Linked DNA regions of Homo sapiens: region 2 is linked to region 1. A link is a loop called in an ENCODE intact Hi-C map of the cell type or tissue named here. Cell type or tissue: OCI-LY7. All regions are shown on one strand.

Evidence for each region. Peaks named below come from ENCODE experiments on the same cell type or tissue, not always from the same donor. Only the 100,000 strongest peaks of a DNase experiment are listed, where the experiment ranks them.
Region 2: it touches region 1 in a loop (8-fold over the local background); 5 of 110 quality-filtered maps call a loop at or near these places.

What each region holds. Positions count from the first base shown.
Region 1 is chr1:197,636,119-197,641,118 of GRCh38, reverse strand. The region is part of intron 10 of DENND1B (DENN domain containing 1B); the gene reads left to right. Among named protein-coding and RNA genes, the nearest start is that of DENND1B, 140 kb to the left of the region's middle. In OCI-LY7, no CTCF peak of the experiment used is centred here; a DNase peak (open chromatin) is centred at 2,618; H3K4me3 peaks cover 1,901 bases; H3K27ac peaks cover 3,020 bases.
Region 2 is chr1:197,759,111-197,764,110 of GRCh38, reverse strand. All of the region lies in intron 2 of DENND1B (DENN domain containing 1B), which reads left to right. Among named protein-coding and RNA genes, the nearest start is that of DENND1B, 14 kb to the left of the region's middle. In OCI-LY7, no CTCF peak of the experiment used is centred here; DNase peaks (open chromatin) are centred at 1,870 and 2,240; H3K4me3 peaks cover 1,254 bases; H3K27ac peaks cover 2,363 bases.

The DNA.
Region 1 (5,000 bases):
TCGACTGGCATGAAACAGTTTGTAAACAAGTGAGCAAACAAATAGCAATTATTTATTAGCTAGGGTTACATAATGGATAAAGTGAGTGGGTTTACAGGGTAGACAGTGATGGACAGGTTTCCATTTTATGTAAGGAAGGCCTCTCCAATGAGGTAGTATTTTGTTTGTTTGTTTTTTTGAGACAGGGTCTTGCTATGTTGCCCAGGCTGGTCTCAAACTCCTGGGCTCAATGGATCCTCCTGCCTTGGGTTTCCAAGTAGCTGGGACTATAGGCACACGCCGCTGTGCCCAACTCAGTGAGGTAGTATTTGAGCAGAGATCCAAAGAAAGTGAGGGAATAAGCTATGTGAGTGAAGCATAAGCTACTGTATTTGTGTATTAGAAATAAATCTGAGTATATGTTTTTGAAAAATATTGGTGTTTTATTTAATTTATATCCACCTCTTAATGACCAAGTAATCTGTTTGACTCAGTTTCTTTAAGTGTAGAGTAGGAGCAATAGTAGCCTTAATCTCATAGGGTTGATGTAAAGATTAAGGAAATACATATATATAAAGTGCTTAGAATGATATCTGCATAGAATATATGTTTAGTAATTATGAGCTATAATTTTATAATAGTTTATATTTAATTTTTTTTTTTTTTTGAGACAGAGTCTCACTTTGTTGCCCAGGCTAGAGTGCAGTGGTACAATCTTGGCTCACTCTAACCTCTGCCTTCCAGGTTCAAGATATTCTCCTACCTCAGCCTCCCAAGTAGCTAGGAGTACAGGCGCCTGCCACCACAACCAGCTAATTTTTGTATTTTTAGTAGAGACGGGGTTTCACTATGTTGGTCAGGCTGGTCTCGAACTCCTAACCTCAAGCAATCCACCCGTCTTGTCCTCCCAAAGTGCTGGGATTACAGGCGTGAGCCACCGCACCCGGCCTCTACATTTAATTTTATAATAGTCTACATCTGCAGTTAGAGTAAAAATTAACATTACTATCTTTTAACTTAGTATTTGGCTTTAAAAACAAATTGTTATCATAAAGGCTTAGTATTTTGGGGGAGTTGTTTTCTATGTTTGATGTCAATTTATTATCAACTGTTTATGACAATTCATGAAAACTTGATGGTGATGTCACCTCTAAGTTACCAGCTCTGTTTTGGTTCACTCTCTGGGACCGTTGGGCTGATAAAAGAAACATAATTCAAGTTCTCTTTCATGATCTTAGTCTTCTTTTATGGAGGAAGCTGCTTTACTTGAATCTGTCTTGAATAATTCTTTTATATATACAGTATATAAAATATATCTGCTATAAATTCCATGCATAGTGGCATTTAAGGTCAAGGACTCATTTCTTAACATAAATTAAAAGTAATTTATGTAAATTAAAAGTAAAATCAATGAATTTACTTGTTTTTAAGCTTTTTATACTCATATTTTTATATATCACGGAGACTATAATGTGTTTAATGTTCGAAATTAACGTTTTATCCATTTTTAATTTTTTAAGTATACAGCCCAACTCTTAATTTTTAGAGGAATATATGTAAAGGTGGCCTAACATTCATAATTCTATTGTAGTTTTAGAAATTTTGTCTCAGTTATTTACTTTTTGACAATCATGATTTTTCATAGTTATAAGAGAATGATAATTATAAACCTTACAGCTTGCTGTAGGTTTTAGTGGTGACACTCTCATTAGAGAATCAGCTAGCTTGAGGTTCCTTTTCTTTAGGTGCTGTTTGTGGTTAAAAATGATAATTTCTTGCCGGATGCAGTGGCTCACGCCTGTAATCCCAGCACTTTGGGAGGCCGAGGTGAGCAGATCACCTGAGGTCAGGAGTTCGAGACCAGCCTGGCCAACATAGCGAAACCCCATCTCTACTAAAAATACAAAAATTAGCCAGGCATGGTACCACGCACCTGTAGTCCCAGCTACTCGGGAGGCTGAGGCAAGAGAATCACTTGAACCCGGGAGACGGAGGTTGCAGTGAACCGAGATCACGCCATTGCACTCCAGCCTGGGTGACAGAGTGAGACTATGTCAAAAAAAAAAAAAATTAACCTTTAAAAGATGAAAAGTTTAAAATTAAAAAAATTAAGATATGTAAGCACAGATATCAAGAATATTGTTATGTTTTCAACATTCTAATAGGTTTTCTCCCTATATTTTAAAGTGTGGTATTGTGTTAGTACCTATTATTATATTTTTGCATGTTTGAGTTTAATGAATTGAGATATAATCAGTTTTTTTTTATTCTGTTGATTCATACATTATTCTGTTGATTTATACATTGTCAAGTACACATGGAACGGTTTCTGGTAATCCTGAACAAGAACATTGATTTTATCCATGCTGTAGGTAGGCCATAGATGTTTAAGCCCCAAGCGAATCTTGGTAGACTAGCAGAACATCATATTAGATTCTCGTGTATTCAAAGCAGAGGCATAAATCATGATATTACAAGGGGGTATCAGTTGACTTATTGCTGTTTTGTGACCATAGGTAGGTTGGATTGCTGTTTAAAGCCATGTCAGTGGTTCTCAAATCAGTCAGGCATGAAGCCTTGTCATATGCCTCTATAATTGTACCTCACCAGACTTTCTCTAACTATTCAGCTGGGGCTGTGCATTTTGTCTCAAACACCCGGCTGGCCAGCATCTGACAGGAGCTTTCTCATCATCCTGTCAGTAATATGTTAACTAGAGTGTATCTTTGTGGCCTGTAGAAGCAGGTGGAAGGGATGCTTCTTTTAAAAGCAGATGTCTGAATGTTAGCTATTATTTTGACCATTATTTAGTTAGTAAATTCACCCTCAGAAAGTCTATAAGCATATTAGTTACAGAGATTTGATTGTGTAGTGCATGTTGTTTTGGGGATATTTAGAGCAAGCAATATGTTATGAGTACTGGAATTACGTTAATAAACTGTAATTTCTTCCTTTGTTATAGTTGCCCCCAGGCATTTAAGCATATGCTTTTCTCTCCTCTCATTAATTCCATCAAGGGCATATGTAAAAAGAAATCTTTCGATCTCTGGAAAATCAGCTATTAAATATAGATTTTACAGGTTTAGTCAGACTGAAAGGCAGTCCAGAGGATTTTAACCTCTTCATCTGGATTATACATATTCTTGATTTGTCTCTTAATGGAGCCACCTGTGTCAGCATTTAATCTGAAACCCGAAGTGCAGAGACTCTTTCTGGAGATGAGGAATTGAACATTTGGTGAGAGAACAAAGATTACGTAGTCCTGCTTCCTAGTTAAGGTTATTAAAGTGTATTTTTGTGCCTCATGTTTTTAAAGCTGCAGCAGAGTGGTGCAGTTAAAAATTGTTATCATCTCTCAGGGAAAGATTCTAGAAGCAATTTTTAGATTTTTAATTCTTCCCCAAACCCGTAAGCAACCAGTTATGTCATCTGAAACTGAATAATTCTACTTACCAGTTTATCATTTCACCGGTACACAGCTATTCTGAACATTGTATTTTTAGTCAGTGCTAAGTGAATATGACTGGAGTGGGGAAATGGTACTGTTGAGGTCATCAGGAAGCAGTTTATTGGAAGGGATGTGTGAAGGTTATTTGGAGGAGACTTCTGTTACAGGAAAACTAGAGGTGTTTTTATCTTCCAACTCCTGTAGTGATAATGGCTCTGTTTTTCATGAAAATAAACACGTATTTCTGCCTTATGATTTAGTCCATTTGTGTTCTAAAAGTAAATAATTGGCTTTTAATTCACAATGAAGAATTTTTTAATTTAACAATTATGGAATTATCAAAGAGTTGTTATTAACTTGTCATTCCCCTAGGCTCTGTAAGCTTTGTTCCTGTATGATATCCACAGAAATGACCTTGGATGATTTCAGTTTACCAAGCATTTTTTTTTCTTTTTTCTTATCCTTATAGCTTACAGACAGTGATAATGTTAGTATTTTTTATATGGAACAGTGACAATTTTGTGCTGATAGTGTAATCAACATTAAATAAAAGAAAATAATGTATGTGTTGGTTTTGTTTCTTTAATAAAACTATTGAGGGCAGTGTGTTTATTTTAAAATGTACCTTCTATATTTATATGTTTTCACATACTATAATTTTTTTTTTCATTTTACAGTTAGGCAAGTTTTTCTCTTCCAGTGAGCTTTCTTATAGTGCAGTTTAGCTCATTGTTGACATCCCATTCAATACCGCCAAAATGCAACTCGCCATCTTTTCCCCATAGTCTCCTTCTCCTACTATAAAGGGCTAATTTGGTGAATCACTCCTCCCTCTCATCTGTTTTCCCCACCTACATCCTATAGGTTCTACCTCCTTAATCTTTTCTTCTCCGATTCCTGTTCTTCAACTGCCCACTGTCTTAGTTCAGCAGTTACTACTTCCCACAGATATTATTTTCAGATCATATATACTGAATTCACTTACATAAAATGATGATGTTATTAATAATTATAGCCAATATATAATATAGGGCATGCTTTGCGCTACTTACCCTACTGAGAAATTTATTTAAACTAACTCATTTAATTATTATGTATTATGTGGTAGGTACAGTTGTTATCCACGGTAGACAGATGAAAATGTGGATTTTGAAATTGAGAGGGAGTAAGTTGATCAAGGCCATAGTACTAGGAATTGGTTTAACCAGTTCTGTATGATTCCAAAGTATATGCTTACAACCTTTATGCAATTTTGCCTCTTACAATGACCATCTTATAAAACCAAATGCATCCTTACCTTCTGCCCCAATATAGTATCCCTTCCCTTAAGGAACCTCTGTTTATTATTTGAATTACTTACAGTGAAGTGACTTTTTTCCTCGTCTTTGCAGGTCTAGTCGATTATCTCTCAATGTGTCATATTTATACCTTTCTCTCATTTTGAATACCACTTTTAGGGCTAGCACTTATCTTCTGTTTGGACCTCTCATTTTCCATTTTCTCATCTTTTAGATTCATCCTATATGTAATTAATCCTTCAGAATAAAAAAAATCTATTGGTTACTCATTGCCT
Region 2 (5,000 bases), 120 kb before region 1:
AATAGCAGTGAAATCTTCTGCAGCAACTTTAAAAAGCCACTCGTTTTAGAAAACCCCTGACTGATTCTAGGCTTGACCAGAATTGTTGTGATATTCTTAACAGACATCAGAAGAAGAGCTTAAACACCATAGAAAGTATTCAGCCCTCTCATTCCTTCAGTGAATGTTTCTGAGTGCCAGTTATGCGTCATGCACAGATGAAATGCAATTGAGATGGCATTCTTGAAGGGGAAGCGTCAATTTCAAGTCAATAATTGTAAGAGTAGTAAAGGCTGTGGTAGAGGTTGTATAGTGCATATAGCACTGAAGTACGAAGAAGGCACCTAATTCAGCTCATTGCTTAGGGAACAGTAGAGGAGTGGGGAGATCTTGCGGGTAGTTGTGAGATAATAGAGGGAGAGACAATTGGTTGTCAGGTGGTTATCTTTTTCTAAAGTTAACTGGAGTTTTACTTCATATTCAAAATCTTGTGTGAATAATTAAGAGTAAAGAATATATTGCTTTTGGTATAAATAGTTGCATCTGATGAAGAAGATAAAGAATCTCTCTGCTACAGTGTAACTTGCCTTGGCAGGGGATTGTTGCATTTAATTTTGTTTACTCAGAGCCTAAAACAGTGTCTGACTCATAGTATGTGCTCAGTAAATATTTGTTGGATTGTTAAACTGATAAAGGTACTGAGATGGCTTTTAAAGAAAAGGAATGGAAATTGTGTAGGGTATTATGGGCTTAATAATTTTTGTTAAATTCCTTTCTTTTAAAAGAAGTATAATTACAGTATTAAACAGGTAAGATTTGTTAAAGTGAAGCTTCAGAAATAAAAAAATATATATAAAAAGAAGTGACAAAATTATAGCTCACTGCAGCCTTGAACTGGGCTCCAGGGATCCTCCCGCCTCAGTCTTCTGAGTAGCCAGTACTACAGGCGTATGTCACCATGTCTGGCTAATTTTTACATTTTTTGTACAGATGGGGTCTCACTCTGTTGTGGAGGCTGGTCTTGAGCTCCTGACCTCAAGTAATCCTCCTGCCTTGGCCTCCCAAAGTGCTGGGATTACAGGTGTGAGCCACCGCCAAGCTGGCAGATGTCTTTACAAGGTGGTGATTTTATCTTTTTTCCAGAAGAGGGATTGCTGGGTCCTGTAGTAGTTCAGCAGAAGAATGGATAAAGAAAATGTGGTGTGTATACATATATGCAATGGAATATTATTCAGCCTTACAACGGGGGAGATAATGCCGTGTGCTACAACATGGATGGGCCTGGAGTACATTATGCTAAATGAAATATGTCAGACCCAGGAAGAACAAGTTGCATGATCTCACTTATATGTAGAATATATATTTTTAAATGCTCGGATACACAGAGAATGAAACAGTGGTTACCATGGGTGGGGTGGGGGTAGAGGAAATGAGGCAAGGTAGGTCAAAAGACACAAAATAGCAGATATATAGAATGAACAAGTCTAGAAATCCAATATACAATATGAGGACCAAAGTTAATAAAATTGTATTGTATTAGGGATTGTTGTTAAATACATGGATTTTAGCTGCTCCTGTTGCAAAGAGGTAAGTATGTGAGATGATAGATGCGTTAATTGGCTTCACTATAGCAACCATTTTACTATCTATATGTATTTCATCATATTGAGCACCTCAAATAAACACAGTACAATTTTATTTAAAAAGCTTGGTGGCGGGCACCTGTAGTCTCAGCTACTCAGGAGGCTGAGGCAGGAGGATGGCGTGAACCCGCGAGGCAGAGCTTGCAGTGAGCCAAGATTGTGCCACTGCACTCTAGCCTGGGCGACAGAGCGAGACTCCGTCTCAAAAAAAAAAAAAATGCTGACTAATAAGCCTTTTGGTGTCTGTCTCGTGGAAGTTATAGTCTATCTTGAGCTAGGTCTTTATTGTCCTGATTTATGTTGTTTATTGGATTTCAGGCTTTTAAGGACAAGTACCTCTTTGAATCTCTTGTAGATTTTGGGAAGGTATCTTACACGAGAATGGTGTTCAATGATTACTTGCTATAAGTTATATTGTTATTACAGTGAAATTAGTAAAAGATTGTTCTGATTATCAATTCCTACTGAAGATTTCTTAAATCTTAAAAAAAATTGAATGTAAAGGACTTTGAAAGCTTGCAGATTTTTGTCATCACAAGCAACGGGCACTTTATTTAAAAAAAACTTTTTTTTTTTTTTTAAATAGAGCTGTTGAAAAACCACAAACTGTAACTTTGTAGGCAGAACTGGTAAAGATCAAGATAGAGCCTTTTCCTTTTTCAGTTCCTTCTTAATTATCACTCGAATCTGAAGAAAAGCACACAACAACCAGTTTAGTTCATCTGATAGCCTTCTGCAGATATATATGATTCCAGAAATTACTCATTAAAATAATAATTTTATCTTGGTTTGGTAGCAGAAATGCACCAGCATGAGGGTGTGTTTAGTATACAAATTTACTATTAATTAGAATTAAGCAGTCCTTTAAAATTTTATCACGTGGGTAGTTATAAAAACTTAGATGACTTTTATTTTCTTAAGATTATCATCAAATTAATTATAAGTTATTTGAAATTAACTTACATGTTTATACAGGAAACATGGTTCAAATGAAAGCCAAATAAGTTCAAATGTGTTTTAATACACGGGAACATCATATGTCCTCAAGGTCTATGCATTAAAATTATAGGTGCTCTTAAACTTGCATGGAAGTGGTTCAGAAAGGATTCTTTTTTTTTCTTCTTCAAGATTACAGTGTATTTTAGATATGATATTTGGAAGAGGAAGTAATATAATATTTAGAAAATATTTTTGAAGGTCTTCATCATTTTTACTCATATTAAAAGAGCAATTTCTGTTTAATAATTATAAGCAGTTAATGAAGTTAATTTTTTTGGTTTTTAGAAAATAATGTCTTTAAAATTTTTTTGTTCTTATTACTTCAAGACTTGAGAACTAAGTTTTGGAGTCTTAGTTTTACTATGAAATGTGTGATTTTGTTGATGAATACCTGCAGAGTAATCACTGACAATAAGGAGCAGCACAATTTCATCAAGATTATGTGTTGGTTCTTTCACTGTGTACAGGTTTAGACATGTTAGAGAAGAAATAATAAGCTAAGAACTGTTACGTACAAAAATACTAGCTTCCAACTTTTAATGATTACTGTAGTGTTTGTTAGGGATGTTGACTGTATACCCTAAACGTGGAAATATTGAAATGGAATGCTAGTTGAAAGACAAAATTTTAATTTGTAAATATTTGTCTCATTTTAGCTTAATAGTTGAAGACATAAATGAGCCCGCAGTATAATGTTTAAGATGTCATTGTTCTAAATTTTGCCTTTGATAGAGCTGATATAGCTGTTTAAAATTCATTATAAAGCCCATTACTAAACCCATTGACTAATAATTTACTCTTCTTGGGGGATTATAAAATCTGTGGGTAATTTTTTTTTTTTTTTTTTTGAGACAAGGTCTCACTCTGTTGCCCAGGCTGAAGTGCAGTGACGTGATCTTGGCTCACTGCAACTTCCACCTCTTGGGCCCAGCATGATCTTCCCACCTCAGCCTCCCGAGTAGCTGGGATTACAGGTACACACCACCATGCCCAGCTAATTTTTGTAGAGATGGGGCTTTGCTATTTTGCCCAGACTGGTCTTGAACTCCTGAGCTCAAGCGACCTGCCTACCTTAGCTTCCAAAAGTGCTGGGATTATAGGTGTGAGCCACTATGACTGGCCAGTAATTTTTTGATTCATTTCTCTCAGTAATTGTCCAGATTAACAATGACCATTTTGTTTATAAATGGATATGGAGAGAAAGAGAGGAGATGGCATTCATATCAAATTTTCTACCTGAAACCTTGCATCACTTACTGCTACTTTCTTATGATATACTCAAAATATTGATCAAAGCATTAAAAATGTTTGAAGTCACTGAACTCTTCTGGAATGCCTTCCAAATCATGAAGATTAGAATTGCTTTCTAGTCATCTTATACATTTTAAGATGGCTTACACTTTACCTTTTCAGGGTATCTTAGTTCTTCAAAAACGTATAATTTACATTGTGTTTAATATATATGACAGACTAAACATATAATTTAAATTTATTTTAAAACAATTTTAAGTATGATTAAAGTCGATCTTTTTAAGGTATGGCTGAATTGGTCAAAACACAAAAATTATTTATGTATTGCTGTTAAGGGATTTTTCAATCTCATTCTGAGTTAAAAATTTAAAAGCTGGGTTTGAGGAGAGTAGATTGAGGGTGCTTTTGCCTAGTTTATGGGGAAGAGATGAATAAGCTGGTGCTCTCTAAGAGGTATCTTCCTCCCGCATGCTTTTTTTTTTTTTTTTTTTTTTTTGAGACGGAGTCTTGCTCAATCACCCAGGCCAGAGTGCAGTGGTGCGATCCCAGCTCACTGCAACCTCCACCTCCCGGGTTCACGCCATTCTCCTGCCTCAGCCTCCTGAGTAGCTGGGACTACAGGCGCCCACCACCATGCCCAGCTAACTTTTTTTTTTGTATTTTTAGTAGAGACGGAGTTTCACCAAAGATGGCCTGCTGGTTCTTTGCACCACCTCATGCCACCTGCATGAAGATGGTGCAGATACTTTCATTTTGGAATTTGTATTTTTGCCTTGTTTCACTTTTATCTTGAATATATTTGGTGTTTTTTTTTCATTTATTATATATTTAATATTTTTATGTTACTTTAAAATGTTTTAGCTTAATTCTTTAGTTCCTAATTTTACTTTTAATTGTATTTTGCTTCTTTTTATTATTTTATATTAATTTCTTTTATTTGGTTTTTTAAATTTTTTAAAGAAGTATTTAAGGCCAGGTATGGTGGCTCACACCTGTAATCCCAGCAATTTGGGAGGCTGAGGTGGGTGGATCACATGAGGCCAGGAGTTCCAGCAACCTGGGCAACGTGTGAAACTCCATCTCCACCAAAAAATACAAAAGTTAGCTGGGTGTAGTGGTGTGCACCTG